Linked DNA regions of Homo sapiens: region 2 is linked to region 1. Evidence: chromatin contacts called from ENCODE Hi-C or POLR2A ChIA-PET data. All regions are on one chromosome and are shown on one strand. Each heading gives the region's core, a stretch centred on a gene start or an enhancer-like site at or near the end of the contact. The rest is flanking DNA. Distances are from core to core; before and after follow the strand shown.

Region 1 (7,313 bases), core at 2,475-4,974:
GGATGATACCATGCCTGGTCCACAAAATGTTCTGAAAGATTCCATTGTGACATAGTATTGTGCACTCAAACTGTCATTCAATAGACAATGCAATTAAAGGCATAAGTAATTATTAAATTCAAGCAAGATCACAGAATTTTCAAAGGTAAGACAGACTCAAAAGTCTGCCAAAACTTTTGGAGTTATCTTCAGAAGAAGCTGTTTAATTTCCAGCAATAGGTAATTCAATTAAGAAGAAGAAAAAAAAACTAAGTAAGCAAAAATGAAAGGCAAGCAAAACCCCAGTATTCTTCAATATACCTTAAAATTATACACACAATCATAAAGACAATATAGGTTAAGATAATTAACTAGCATTATGAAAAGCAGCCTGTTATCATGATGTTGCATTAACTAACCGAAGTAATTCAGAAGGATCCTAGATTCTGAATGTGAATAAGGCTGAGACTCAAACTTTATTGTGACAGACGAAAATGGTATACAATTGAATGAATAAATGTATGCTATTATTAATAAAAGCTTTATGTTTACTTTCTTCCTGCTAAAAAATTGCTACTAAATAGATGGCTTATCTTAGATTTAGTGGTATTTCAGAATTGATAAAGTATGATAGTTCAACCTTATTCCTTTAAATACCGATATTGAATTTCATCATGTAGATGTACTATTTTTTATTTATTTATTTATTATTTCTTTATTTCTTTATTTATTTTTGAGACAGAGTCTCACTGTCGCAGGCTGGAGTGCCGTGGTGCCATCTCAGCTCACTGCAACCTCCGTCTCTCGGGTTCAAGTGATTCTCCTGCCTCAGCCTTACAAGTAGCTGGGACTACAGACCCGCGCTACCACACCGAGCTAATTTTTGTATTTTTAGTAGAGATGGGGTTTCACCATGTTGGCCAGGCTGGTCTCGAACTCCAGACCTCAGGTAATCCGCCCTCCTTGGCCTCCCAAAGTGCTGGTTACAGGCGTGAGCCACTGCGCCCGGCTAGATGTACTATTACTTATAAATCCCTGACTGATGGACATTTAGGTTGTTCCTCATTTTTTTGCTAATGTAAAATAATACTGCAAACTGGTAACTTCAATTATACTGGTAATATTCTTGTTCTGAGTTCAGGTGGTAAGTTCATGGATGTTCATTTTATTATGCCTCATAGTTTAATAAAATGAACATATGTATAATATACATATAGCATATTCCTTGCACATAACGAAATTAGTTAATAAAAAAATTGCTGCAATAAAAATTCTTGTGCACACATTGCTGAGCATTTTTCTTAAAATAAATTCCCAGAAGTGGAATTGCTGGATCAAAGAGAATACATATTTAAAATTCTGATACTTATTGTCAGAATGCCTTCTAGAAAGTTATACTAATTTTATAATCCCCACAACAAGGTATGGTTAATACTGGCATTACTAAATCTCAACAATCTTTGCTGCTATGACATGTGAAAATTCAAATTATTACTAGGCAAAAAGAATTTTTAAAATAATTCTTCAAAGCAAAACTGCTTACCTTTTTAACCCACACTACGATGGGGCCAGATTCGTCTTAATAAACAATTCTGATCATGTCACCTACCTACCCCATAACTTTCAATGACTTTAATCTCATGGTTAAAGTAAGAGCTCTGGAATCAAACTGCCTGGGTATGACAGATCGCCATTTTTTTTTTTTTAAAGTTCAGACCCTCATCAAAAATACAAACATCAACAAACAAGTATCATTGATTAGTTTGTCCAACTTAGGAAAAAAAAAATGATACCATTACATAAGATTTCAAAGTGTTAATTTGGGTTGAATTAAGTTTATCAGAAAGGTACCCTGGCTGGGTGCAGTAGTGCACCTGTAGTCCCAGCTACTTGAGAGGCTGTGGTGGGAGGATTGCTCGAGTCCAGGAGTTGGAATCCAGCGCAGGCAACATAGCGAGTTCCCATCTTTAAAGGAAACTGCATACTGACATTTTCTTCAGTTCACTTTCTAATAATTGTCAGATCAAAAGTGAAAGCAACGCTGTATCTTCATGCTGAAAAATGATTGCTGTTCCTACTTAGCGAAAATGTTATTCAATGACTAAATAACTTTTGTGATGTATAACAATCTCCCATTGATGTAAATAAAACATCTAAAATAACCAAATAACCAGGGTTAGAACAGTTCCAACACTATTTATATAGAACAAGGACTTGCAATAAAAACAAAACAAAAATAAAAACGACCTACACAATGAAAGCCAGATATTATACATTAAAAATGTAGTAGAAGTATTTTTTGGTGAGCAGCAAGGCATATTCCATCAATATTTAGGCATAGAATGTGCCATTCCAAGCATGGACCATGATCTAGTTTCTTGCAGTAGCAGCCAATTGGACTAACACAATGCTACTTCTTTTACTGTTCAATCAAATTCCTCCACTGCCTTAAGGAATCAACTACCCCATTTTACCGTCAGAGATAATAAGCTTTGTTTTCGTAGCACAGAACATTCACTCCAATTATAATGTCCTACCTTTTCTTCCTCATGGAGGAAATTTGATAAAAAATTAAGTTTATCAGAAACTTCTGATAAACTGATAAACTGATAAATTTATTAACCTTCAATAAATAATTCATAAAGTTCAAACAAGTTTCATGATCGCTAACATTCAAATCCATTTCCAAAACTGGAGTTATACAATATTACTTCTGTGCATGAGATTATACTTATTGTTCACTAGATTTATGAATAACTTCTGGAGGATGATACATGTTTTAAAAGCCGTATTAACATATGAGTTGACAAACATTAAATTTTGTTCCCTTAGAAATTGACAGAGAAGTCAGAATGGGGATAAATCAAGTCATCTGAGGCATTCATTGAGCTACAAGCTATTTCAGGTTATAAAAAACACTGTTCCCTTAATTGTCGTTCCTTCATTTGCTGTATTTATATACACACTCCTACTCCATAAAGACCTCTCCATCTCTCCCACCTCTTCCAACTATGAACAGTAACCTAAAATCACACTGAACTAGACGTAAGAGACTCCCAGGATTTCTCTAAGGTATACCCAGGATCAAGGCCCTCTGGGATCCAAAGAACTGTAGCTCTTTTACTGCAATTTTCCTTCAGAACCACCTTTCCCGTTCCTTCCCTCCTGGACACCGCCGACTCGCGTGTTGGGGGTGGGGTGGGAGACACGCCGCCAGAAAGACAGGCTCTACCCAGCCAAACCTGCACCTCCGAGGCCGAAAAGCCTGGGGCTCTTCCTGCAGCACCGGGCGCGGCCAACCCTCGCTTCCCCAGGGCAGGGCTCAGCTCGGGTCAATGCAACCAGCCAAGTCAGGCCCGGAGCGGGCCGGCTCTGCCCGCCAGTCCAAACCTCTGGACCCTCGCCAGCGGGGATGGGCGTGGGCCCCGGCGGCCACCGCCCCGCCAACTCGAGCACTGGAGGAGCGCACCCGCTACGCCAGCCCCGGACCTACCTGGAGGGGAGAGCAGAGCTCCTGGACAGCGGCCACGGGCCTGAGGGCGGACGCTGAGGCGGCCAGAGTCCGTCCCAGCAACCCCAAGTATCCCTGGTGGGGCAGAGCGGGGAGACGAACGGGGGGGCTGCCGCGGGCCAGCGCGGCCCGTCCCAGGGGTCGTGAGGACCTGGCTCTCCCCTTAACACCAGGCCACCGCCGCCGCCGCCGCCATTTTGCCTTCCACTCAGTGTCGCCGCCGCCGCACTCCGCTGCAGGTTTCCCGGATGTGGGCATTTCCCGGCGTCGCTTGCGCGGGGGCCGAGGACTGGGGGCTTTTGCCCGCCCGGCTGCTGCGAGGGAGCGCGCAGCCTGCGGCCTCCGGGCTTCGTTGCGTCGCCCGCAGCTCTGATCGTTCGTGAGCGTCGCCCCACGTCGCTCCCGCCTGCCCCTGCCCATACGACTCGCCCGCGCCCGTGGGTTAAGGCTGTCTCCCGCCCAGCCTACTTGGTTGATTCAATCCTTTTCCCCATTGATCTATTTCTCTGGACCGAGTAGGGATGTGCATTTCACGGAGCTACGTTCTCAGAAGGGAACAACTGAGTTGCTCTGGGAAACCTCCCTGTGGACCTCAGAATTCCAGATTTTTGGCGCTTTGAAATAAAATTTTATTCTTGCTTAGCGTTCTTTCCCCGAACAAGCCGGTGAGCTTCCAGCATCTGTATTTTCTGAATCCGGCAGATAAGAAATGCTTGAGCCAGGACCGATTGATTAGCAGCGGTTTAGAGATCTTATCTGTCAACCGCATCCGTAGAAGGAGATCGTTATTGCCATAATTGGAATACCGGTGACGGTGTGACAAGAGGTTTTACTTCTGGTTAAGCTGAATGTAAAGTGTGGGATGGGATCGTTGGGTTTGATGTATAAGGTACGGTCCACCCTTTGTGAAGATCGCCTTTGCCAGTTTTTCCTCTAGGAAATATACAGTTAGTGTTTTCAAGTACCTTCTTTCGTAATTTTTCTACTACAGAGTACAAAAAAATTAAAGACATCTTTTTCTGACGTTAAAGTAATAACTGGCTACTTACTGTATCTAGAAATCCAAATGTGAAAACCCGTTAAAAGATTATGTTCCGGACGGGCGCGGTGTCTCACGCCTGTAATCCCAGCACTTTGGGAGGCCGAGGCGGGCGGATCACGAGGTCAGGAGATCGAGAACATCCTGCCTAACACGGTGAAACCCCGTCTCTGCTAAAAAATCCAGAAAAATTTGCCCGGCGTGGTGGCGGGCGCCTGTAGTCCTAGCTACTCGGGAGGCTGAGGCAGGAGAATGGCAGGAACCCGGGAGGCGGAGCTTGCATTGAGCCGAGATCGCGCCACCGCACTCCAGCCTGGACGACAGAGCGAGACTCCGTCTCAAAAAAAAAAAAAAAAAAAAAAAGATTATGTTCCAAGAACATTTGGTTGAAAGTCTATTTTCTACAAGCACAGAGTTTGTAGAAGGCAATGTGACCCAAGGTGGGTCACTAAAGAGCCCCAGGGCTTACTTTCTTCAACGTAAGGGTGCCCCATAAAGACCTTTTCAGCCCTAAAATTATATGAATTATAGGAATCTAATATGTCCACAGGTCTGCTTGCCCTATCCAAAAGGATTATGCATCTGGAAGGGCAGACTGCCCCCAGAATCCTGTCACGTCTGTCATCAACCCATGGTACTTAAGCTCCTCAATGCTCTCTAAACCTAAAGGAAAGTATCTCCACAAACTCTAGTCTTTGGGGAAATTCCTAGATAATTCAGGGAGCTGAGTAAATTGCTCTGTGTAGGACTAGGAGGCTTACTCCTGTGAAGTAGGGCGAGAGATAAAAGAGCAGGGAAAGCAGAGGTGGAATGATCAGGAAGAGAACTGACGAGATGCAAAGCATTGGGGACTGTAGGTGCGGAGAGTGATGATGGTTGGGGAAATACTTACTGTGGGTGCTGGATGTGTGGGAATGGTGATACCTGCCATCACATTTGCAGGTTTTTATATTATTGTGATGGAAGATCTTGGTCCAGTTTCAGCCTACTCAATTCTTCAGTGCTTCATGGAAATGGGGCTTGTTTTTAGCAATAGATGTAGAATCCGATTTCATGCTTGTGTGACCTTAGAAAGGAATTAGGGGGCAGTGTACATGGAAGAAGTCTGGAGACCAGTGTGGCCCTGAGAACATAAACCCTTCCAGAAATTCATACGATCTTAGGGGAAGACACCAGACTATGTGCCACCCACTCTTAAGGAATGGGGAGTTGTGCTCCATCTTCTTGAAAGTGGAGAATCCAGCCAGACTCTGTCCCCAAAAAATAAATAAATAAAATAAATAAAGTGGAGAATTCAAATAAATTATTTGACATTCTGCAGATTTATCCCTTCTCCTTTATTTATTCAAACATTTATTGGCCGGGTGTGGTGGCTCACACCTATAATCCTAGCACTTTGGGAGGCCGAGGCAGGCGGATCACTTGAGGTCAGGAGTTCCAGACCAGTCTGGCCAACATGGTGAAACCTCGTCTCTACTAAAAATAAAAAAAATTGGCTGGGCGTGGTGGGCGCATGCCTATAGTCCCAGCTACTTGGGAGGCTGAGGCAGGAGAATCGCTTGAACTCAGGAGGTGGAGGTTGCAGTGAGCCGAGACTGTGCTACTGCACTCTAGTCTGGGTGACAGAGCAAGACTGTCTTACAAAAAAAACAAAAAGCAAAAACATAAACAAAACAAAAACTCGTTATGTCAGTATGGCCTCATGGATATTTATTTTATGCTTTGGGTATTTATTTTGTTGCTCAAGTTGTTTCAGTTTTGGCCACTGGAGCTCTTTCAGTTGGCGTGTGTGTGTGTGTGTGTGTGTGTGTGTGTGTGTGTTTTAAAGAACTTTCTGCCCAGTTTGGTGGCTCACCCCTTTAATCCCAGCACTTTTTAATCCCAGTACTTCTGGAGGCTGAGGCAGGAGGATCACTTGGGCCCAAGAGTTCAAGACCAGCCTGGGTAACATAGCAAGACCTCATCTCTATAAATCAGCCAGGTGTGGTGGTACACAACTGTAGTCCCAGCTACTCAGGAGGCTGAGGCAGAAGGATCGCCTGAGCTCAGGAGGCTGAGGCTGCAGTGAGCCGAGATCTAGCCACTGCACTCCAGCCTGGGTGACAAAGCAAGACCTCACCTAAAAAAAAAAAAAAAAAAAAAAAAAAGAACTTTCTTCTTTTCTGGCAGTACATTATGTTCCAAAATCTTTTTTTTTTTTTTTTTTTTTTTTTTTAGATGGGGTCTCACTGTGTCACCCTGGTTGAAGTGCAGTGACATGATTATGGCTCACTGCAGCCTCAACCCCCGGGACTCAGGTGATGCCTCAGCATCCAAGTAACTTGGGATTACAGGCGCAGGCCACCATGTCCAACTTTTTTTTTTTTTGAGACCAAGTTTCTCTTGTTGCCCAGGCTGGAGTACAGTGGCGCCATCTCTGCTCACCGCAACCTCCGCCTGCTGGGTTCAAGCAATTCTTCTGCCTCAGCCTCCCTGAGAAGCTGGGATTACAGGCATGCGCCACCATGCCTGGCTAATTTTGTATTTTTAGTAGAGAAGGGGTTTCTCCATGTTGGTCAAGCTGGTCTTGAACTCCCGACCTCAGATGATCTGCCCATCTCGGCCTCCCAAAGTGCTGGCATTACAGGCGTGAGCCACCGCGCCTGGCACGCCTAATTTTTGTATTTTTTGTCGAGACCAGGTCTCCCTATGTCACCCAGGCTGGCCTTGAACTCCTGAGCTCAAGCGATCCGCCCGCCTTGGCCTCCCAAAGTGCGGGATTACAAGCTTGAGCTGCCGCGCCCA
Region 2 (7,313 bases), core at 1,542-4,041, 250 kb before region 1:
GAGATCGAGAGCATCCTGGCTAACACGGTGAAATCCTGTCTCTACTAAAAATACAAAAAATTTAGCTAGGTGTGATGGCATGCACATGTAGTTCCAGCTACTCGGGAGGCTGAGGCAGGAGAATCACTTGAACCTGGGAGGTGGAGGTCACAGTGAGCTGAGATCGCACCACTGCACTCCAGCCTGGGCGACAGAGCGAGACGCCATCTCAAAAAAAAAAAAGGGGGGGGGAAGAGGAAGCAGATCGCTGGTCCTTTCCAGCCCAGCAGAAGCTGAAAAAGAGGGAAGATGGAAGGAGGAGGAGGTCCTCACCCCACCCCCCAATTCCAGCTCCACCCAGCCCAACCATAGGGGAGGGGGAGATGGAGAAACATCAAGACTGTGAACAAGAGGCTGAACCTTTGTTTTTCAGCACAGACTGGGCAGGCTGCAAGCCCCTCAGAGAAACCAGGTTTCTGCAAGGCTGCCTTGGAGGAACATGACTTGGAGGAGAAGTGAGTCTGAAGCCACACCCCATCCCTCGCATGACCCCAGGCCTGGTGGACTGTCTGGGGATGGACAAGCTGGCACCAGTGAGCAGAGAGCACTTTAAGCCAGCATGGCTCCCAGAAGGCCACTTCCATGTTTCCCGTTTAGAGGCCAGGCCAGCCCAGCCACTGTGCAACAGAACCCAGTGAGGGCCCCAGACCCCTTTTCCGGCCAATATCAGGTCTCAAAGGCCCCAGAGGCCATCCGAGATGGGAGGGGGCGGAGAGGAACCACAGAGCCTGAGTCGCCCAGGAGACAGAAGAAACGGAGGCCCCACCTGATGTACACTGGCAAACGTTAAGATGTACCCTCCCCTACCTAAAAAAGAGGGGAAGATATCGTGCCTGTCATAGAAAATGAGGTCCGTTTTCTGTGTCCCTGAAGCAGTAAAGTGAACAATTGATGACACCCTCCCTCACGTCACCCCCGAGACACATGCATCTCTTCAATGTAGTCAAGTCCACCCTCAGTTAATTCTCAAGGGAAAATAGCACCACCACAATTATTTTAAAACTTGTTTCTTGGCTGGGTGCTGTGGCTCACGCCTGTAATCCCAGCACTTTGGGAGGCCGAGGCGGGCGGATCACGAGGTCAGGAGTTCGAGACCAGCCTAACCAACATGGTGAAACCCCGTCTTTACTAAAAATACAAAAATCAGCCAGGCGTGGTGGCGCATGCCTGTAATCCCAGTTACACAGGAGGCTGAGGCAGGAAAATCGCTTGAACCCGGGAGGGAGAAGTTTCAGTGAGCCGAGATCAAGCCACTGCATTCTAGCTTGGGTGACAGAGCAAGACTCCATCTCAAAAATAAAATAAAATAAAATAAAATAAAATAAAATAAAATAAAATAAAATAAAATAAAAAAGCTGTTTCTTAATTGCTGCTCTTTTTTCAGGGTCTCCTTCCATATTTGCATTTAACCATTCACAAGCCATCTCTGACACCTTTGGTGGGTGTAGGAGGCAGTGTTCAGTGGTGAGAGACAGGAAGGGAACCTGGACCCTGGCAGAGCTCTCAGTCGCCCTGGGAGCCCACTCCCCAGCACACAGACAGGAATGCACACACCAAAGGCATCCACTCATCTGCACGTTCCTTCACAGACTCAGTGCAATTCCTGAATATCTACTACAAGGCTCTGCACTGCATGCTAAGAAAAGACATCACCCCTGCTTCTTGGAGCTCTTTTTTTTTTATTTAAGAAATGGAGTCTCATTCTGTTACCCAGGCTGGAGTGCAATGGTACAATCATGGCTCACAGTAGCCTCAACCTCTCAGGCTCAAGCAGTCCTCCCACCTCAGCCTCCCAAGTCGCTGGGACTACAGGTATGCACTGCCACACCTGGCTAATTTTAAAAATTTGTTGTAGAGATGAGGTCTGGCTATGTTGCCCAGGCCGGTCTTGAACTCCTGGCCCCAGGTGATCCTCCCATGTTGGCCTCCCAAAGTGCTGAGATTACAGGCATGAGCCACTGCGCCTGGCCTTGGAGCTCATTTTTAAGATCTGTAGAGGGTTCTGTCTGCCAGGGCACTTTGCACGTTTTGCCTCATTTAATCATTACAAGAAGCCCTTGAGGAAGTGACCTTGTCCCCATTTTACCCTTGAGGAAACTGAAGCAAAACAATGTGTCCATCTCTCTGATCTAGGGGCAGCCCTCAAAGCCTGACCCCTTAGGCTGCAAAACTCTTCCTCCCTAGTCTCCCAAAGACCATTGATTCCCCCCAACTCCATCTATACCTCAGGATCCAGATGGCAGTTCTTTTGGAGGAATAGTAACCCACAGTTTAAATGCTCATGCTTAGAAAAGGCACCTCATGCCCTTATTAACCAACACTGTGAACCAGCTCATCAGGCAGCAAGCCGAGAGCCAGGCCCTGGGAAAAGGAGACAGGAGCTGGGAGTTTTGTTTTTGTTTTCTGTTTGTTTTTGAGACGGAGTTTTGTTCTTGTTGCCCAGACTGGAGTGCAATGGCGCAATCTCAGCTCACCACAACCTCCACCTCCCAGGTTCAAGCGATTCTCCTGCCTCAGCCTCCCGAGTAGCTGGGATTACAAGCATGCATCACCACACCCAGCTAATTTTGTATTTTTAGTAGAGACGGGGTTTCTCCACGTTGGTCAGGCTGGTCTCAAACTCCTGACCTCAGGTGATTCGCCTGCCTTGGCCTCCCAAAGTGCTAGGATTACAGGCATAAGCCACTGCACCCCACCAGAGATGGGAGTTTTGAATAACCAAAGGTACAAAGAGGAAGTGGGTTGGCACCCAAGGCAAATTTTGCCTGCCTGACAACTGTGCCTGGGGTAGCTGCAATCAGAGTGCCAGCCAGTTTCAGTAACTAGACAATCCAATTGTACACCACTGCATCTTTGACTATTGCCAAGTAGTTCCTGCAGAGGCTAGGGGCTCCCAAAGCAGTCACATATGGAGGAAGGTTGTGGCTATGGGCAGGAGGAAAGAGAGGAGCAATGATTCCTCAGGGGTCTGAGATGTGAAGGGAAGCTGCTCTTGCCACTCTGTTTCTTACTGGGGGTTCAATTGCAAACACTCTGACCCTTCTCACCAGGAGATCTCTCCCCAGCTCAAGGCAGGGGAAAGAGACCGTGAGCAGGGGCTGATCTGGGAGCTTTCGCCTTACAAGAAATGGGTGCAGACAGGCAGGAGCCCAAGGCTAACGTCAGACAGAACAGAGTCAGGGTCTCAGAAGCAGGTCTGACCCCCAGCCCGGTCATAAACCCCCACCATTCTCTTTCTTGCCTGCTGGGAACCCACTGAGGGGGGCATGATGAAAACTGAGAGGTATGATTTCAAGCCTGATCTCTCTCTTCCTTGGAGATCCCTTACTCCAGCACAAACCAGAGCCTGCAGAGTGTCCTGAGAGTGTAAAAATGTAAACAACAGCCAAAGCAAAAAGCCCTGTGCACTCCAAAATGAGGACACATTTACATGAAACCCTACTCTGGGGCAGTAAGAGGATGTGAAATTATCAGGTGCTTTCCCCCCAAGGTTGTACTTTGAATCCCGCCTTTTCTAGATTTGCCTACAGAATGTAAAACAGGCTGGGCACTTGTGAGTCTGCCCACCCTAGGCAAGAAAATGCTGCAACTCAGCCGGGAGCGATGGCTCAAGCCTGTAATCCCAGCACTTTGGGAGGCCGAGGCGGGTGGATCACTAAGTCAGGAGATCGAGACCATCCTGGCTAACACGGTGAAACCCCGTCTGTATTAAAAGTACAAAAAAATTAGCTGGACGTGGTGGCGGGCACCTGTAGTCCCAGCTACTTGGGAGGCTGAGGCAGGGGAATGGCGTGAACCCGGGAGGCGGAGCTTGCAGTGAGCCGAGATGGCGCCACTGCACTCCAGCCTGGGCGACAGAGCGAGACTCCATCTCAAAAAAAAAAAGAAAATGCTGCAACTGTTGGCTCGTGAGAATTCATGCTCTTCCCACACACCATGATGCCATTTTGAACACGCTTTCAATGAAAGCTGCCTTCTTTTTAAAAAGTTGCTGGACATTATTCTTAAAGCCAGGTATCTATGGACTCAGGTATTCAGCTGAATGACCCGAGCTGATGTCCCTCTCTTTCTCACGGAAACACACACACAGCCCTACCTTTAAGGTATGGAGACTGCACTGAGAAATCAGTCTTTGGGCTGCTAGTCCATGAGAGCTACTATTTGAGGCACATGTGGCACCCTGAGGGCATCCTGGGCACCAGCCCTGCAGAGGGTCCCTGTGAAGGGAGTGGGGCCTCACACCTGCCTGCAGCTGACAAGTCCAGGGCTTGTCAACTGCAGCCAGAGCCCGCCTCTGGGTCAGGGTCTCCTACCCTGTGGTCCTTTCCTAGGCCGGGGGAGAGCAGAAGGAATGGTAATGTCTGGGGGGAACATGGGGCATTGGAGAGAGCACTGAATCCAGAGCTGGCTCTTCTTGCTCTGTGACCTCAGGCAAGTTACTTACTCTCTCTGAACCTCTAAAGAAGAGAAATTCCTTTACGAGAAAAATGTATTGACCAGGCGCGGTGGCTCACACCTATAATCCCAGCACTTTGGAGGCTGAGGTGGGTGGATCACTTGAGGTCAGGAGTTCAAGACCAGCCTGGCCAACATGGTGAAACCCAGTGTCTACTAAAAATACAAAAAATTAGCCAGGCATATTGGCACACACCTGTAGTCCCAGCTACTCGGGAGGCTGAGTCAGGAGAATTGCTTGAACCCAGGAGGTAGAGGTTGCAGCGAGCCAAGATCTCACCACTTCACTCCAGCCTGGGCAACACAGTGAGACTGTCTCAAAACAAACAAACAAAAAACTACAAAAATTAGCCAGGTGTAGTGGCAGGCACCCGTAATCCCAGCTACTCAGGAGACTGAGGCAGGAGAATCAACTGAACCCGGGAAGTGGAGGTTGCAGAGAGCCGAGATTGGACCAATGCACTCTAGCCTGGCAAAAGAGCAAGACTCCGTCTGAAGAAAAAAAAAATAAAAATAAAATGTATATATTTATTTCAAGCATATGTAAAATAACCACCTTGAATCCTCACCCATTAGAGATGAAAAGGCCTTTTAAGGTTTAGTCCAACATCCTAATTGTGTAAATAGGGCTCAAGCCAGGTGACCTACCTAAGGTCACACAGCTGGATGGCTGAAAAGGGACAGCTGTACAGTCCAATCTACAGCCACTTGCCACACCTGGCTATTCACATTTAAGTTAAAATTAATTGAAAAAATAAAATATAGAAGCCAGTTCCTTGGTTGCACTGGCCACATTTCAAGTGCTCGAACGTCACACGTGGCAAGTGGCTCTGTGGGGACAGGGCAGGGGTGGGCCTTGCCCTCACTGCGGGGAGTTGTGTTGGGCAGCCCTGGCCTAGCGGTCCTGTACTTCTGACTTCCCTGGTTTCCTTTATGGGGTACAGCAAGAGGTCCAGCAAAACTGGGGGCAGCCATAGGTCTGTTTACCAGGTCCCCATCTTCCACTCTCCCCACATCATCACTTGGAGTTCTCATTACGTTGACCCACCTCTTACAAAATGAGGAATGATGCCAGTAGTCCTGCTTAGGAGAGCCCATTTCTGTAAAAAGCACTGGGCCAGTGGCCCACTCTGTCAACCTCCAGAGAGCAGCAGCCAGGTCTTCTGGGTTCAGCCAAGCACGACCAATGGCATTGGGCTAAACATTCTAAAGCACTGGGGAAAGAAGCCCACAGAAACTTCTACCTATTGTGTCATGGCTAGGAAGCACAGGTGGGGGTCAGGGTCTGATTCCAGCCAGTGTTGACCATAGTCAAGCCTGTCAAGTCCTTTCCTGTGTAACTGAGAGGGTCAGAACAAGAACTGATGGCCCACTCTCACATTCTCTGTGCTAACAGGGGACACATGGCCTAGTGCCTCCTGAAAGGCAGAGGAAAAATAAATCCCTGGCCACAAAGCATAGAATTATCTGTAATGTCTCATTCTATGTCAGTGGGTTATCATATTTTTGGGGATGACAGACCCTTTAAGTGTCTATTGAAAGCTGTGACTCTTTCCCCCAGAGAAACACATATATGTACACAGACATGCCACATTGTGTATATCATTTCAGGCCATTGCTGGCTTTGAAGATAGAAGGGGCCATGAGCTGAGGAACACAGTCTCTAGAAGCTGGAAAAAATAAAAAAGACTCTTCTCTAGAACTTCCAGAAGGACACTTCCAGGGGACAGAGCCACAGCCAGGAACAGGCACACTGAAGAACATTCCTGCCAACAGGAGCCACACTTCTCATCCGCTCAAGGTGGAAAGAACAGGTGTCCCACTCAGTCTTTAAGCCCCTCCCCACCACCGCAAGGCCAGACAGTGCATGAAGCAGTACTGCCTTCAAAAACAGAAAATGGCAATGTCTGCAATACTACAAAACCTCAGTGAAAGGGAATTTTCAGAAACCATGTTTCTGAGGTTAATTGAATTTTGAGGTCAACAGATAACAATGAGACACCACTTTGGGTTTCAATCACCCATTGCCTGTGAAGGGTCAGCACCCACCTGAACCTTTCACAACTAAGGATATGGCAGACCCGGAGGGACATGAGTCCTGTTAAAAGTCCCATTGGAGGACACAACAGATGTCACTGCAGAAGGGGCAGAGGATGGGGTGGAACCTCACACTCCACTCTCCCCAGAGCTTGCCTTTAAAAGGAACAAATTAAGTCCTGTGATCAGGTGGCGGTTGTGCTATTTGTCTCTTTTCCCTAACTACTGGGATCCAGGGAAGAGGGAGGGGATGTGTGTGTGTAGACACATTGTGTGTGTGTGTCCATATATGACACACACAGAGCACAGGTACATGTGTTCTGGTTAACTCAGGTGTTTTGGAGGTAGCCAGTGTGTGAGAACATTTATGCTCTGACACATTCTTCGTAGTGAGTCTGAGTAAGGGTTTCGATGTATAACCCGCACAGATTGAACATGAGAAAATTAATCTGATTGCAATCATGAGAGGTGGGGGGCAGAGGTGGGGGATCAATGGATGTACCCACGACACATTATGGTCATGTGCAAACAGAGGATGTGGCTTAAGTTTGACTCCAAGCAGCAACAGAGACTCCCATAAAAACAAAACCCTCCACCACCCCAAAGAGAATCTCTTTGGGGACTGGGCATGTTTTTTGTTGCCCCTGAAATAGTCTTTTTACCCTACAGCCACTCTGCTGTTTTGATTTGGAATCACAGAACTCATACAACCTTAGGGCTGGGAAGGTCTTTGATTTAAGCATTCAAAGCCTTCCTTCTATGGAAGCCCAGGGAAAGAGGTT

Evidence for each region. A loop is a pair of places that touch in the nucleus more often than their neighbours do. ChIA-PET counts read pairs that join two places held with the same protein, here RNA polymerase II (POLR2A). Pooled maps may share reads with other maps.
Region 2: a loop to region 1 is called in a pooled map, with 4 times the contacts of the local background. The contact joins the enhancer-like site here to the promoter of LATS1 in region 1. A Hi-C loop is called at or near these places in 3 of 37 single-sample maps with no recorded cell type and 4 of 50 pooled maps. POLR2A ChIA-PET finds 5 or more read pairs at or near these places in 3 of 52 experiments (OCI-LY7 and WTC11).

Annotation. Positions count from the first base shown.
Region 1 is chr6:149,714,377-149,721,689 of GRCh38, forward strand. It overlaps LATS1 (large tumor suppressor kinase 1), which reads right to left and starts at 3,725. Exons shown (of 8, transcript NM_004690.4): 1 at 3,473-3,725. It overlaps LOC645967 (a long non-coding RNA gene), which reads left to right and starts at 3,245. Exons shown (of 1, transcript NR_134652.1): 1 at 3,245-4,520. RefSeq lists a silencer at 3,215-3,604.
Region 2 is chr6:149,465,545-149,472,857 of GRCh38, forward strand. The region is part of intron 2 of ZC3H12D (zinc finger CCCH-type containing 12D); the gene reads right to left. Among named protein-coding and RNA genes, the nearest start is that of ZC3H12D, 16 kb to the right of the region's middle. RefSeq lists enhancers at 241-470, 561-610. Within about 2 kb of position 2,792, at least 4 of the 41 ENCODE cell types and tissues checked have a DNase peak (open chromatin) inside an H3K27ac peak, as active enhancers do; they include OCI-LY7, where a contact is called at or near this core.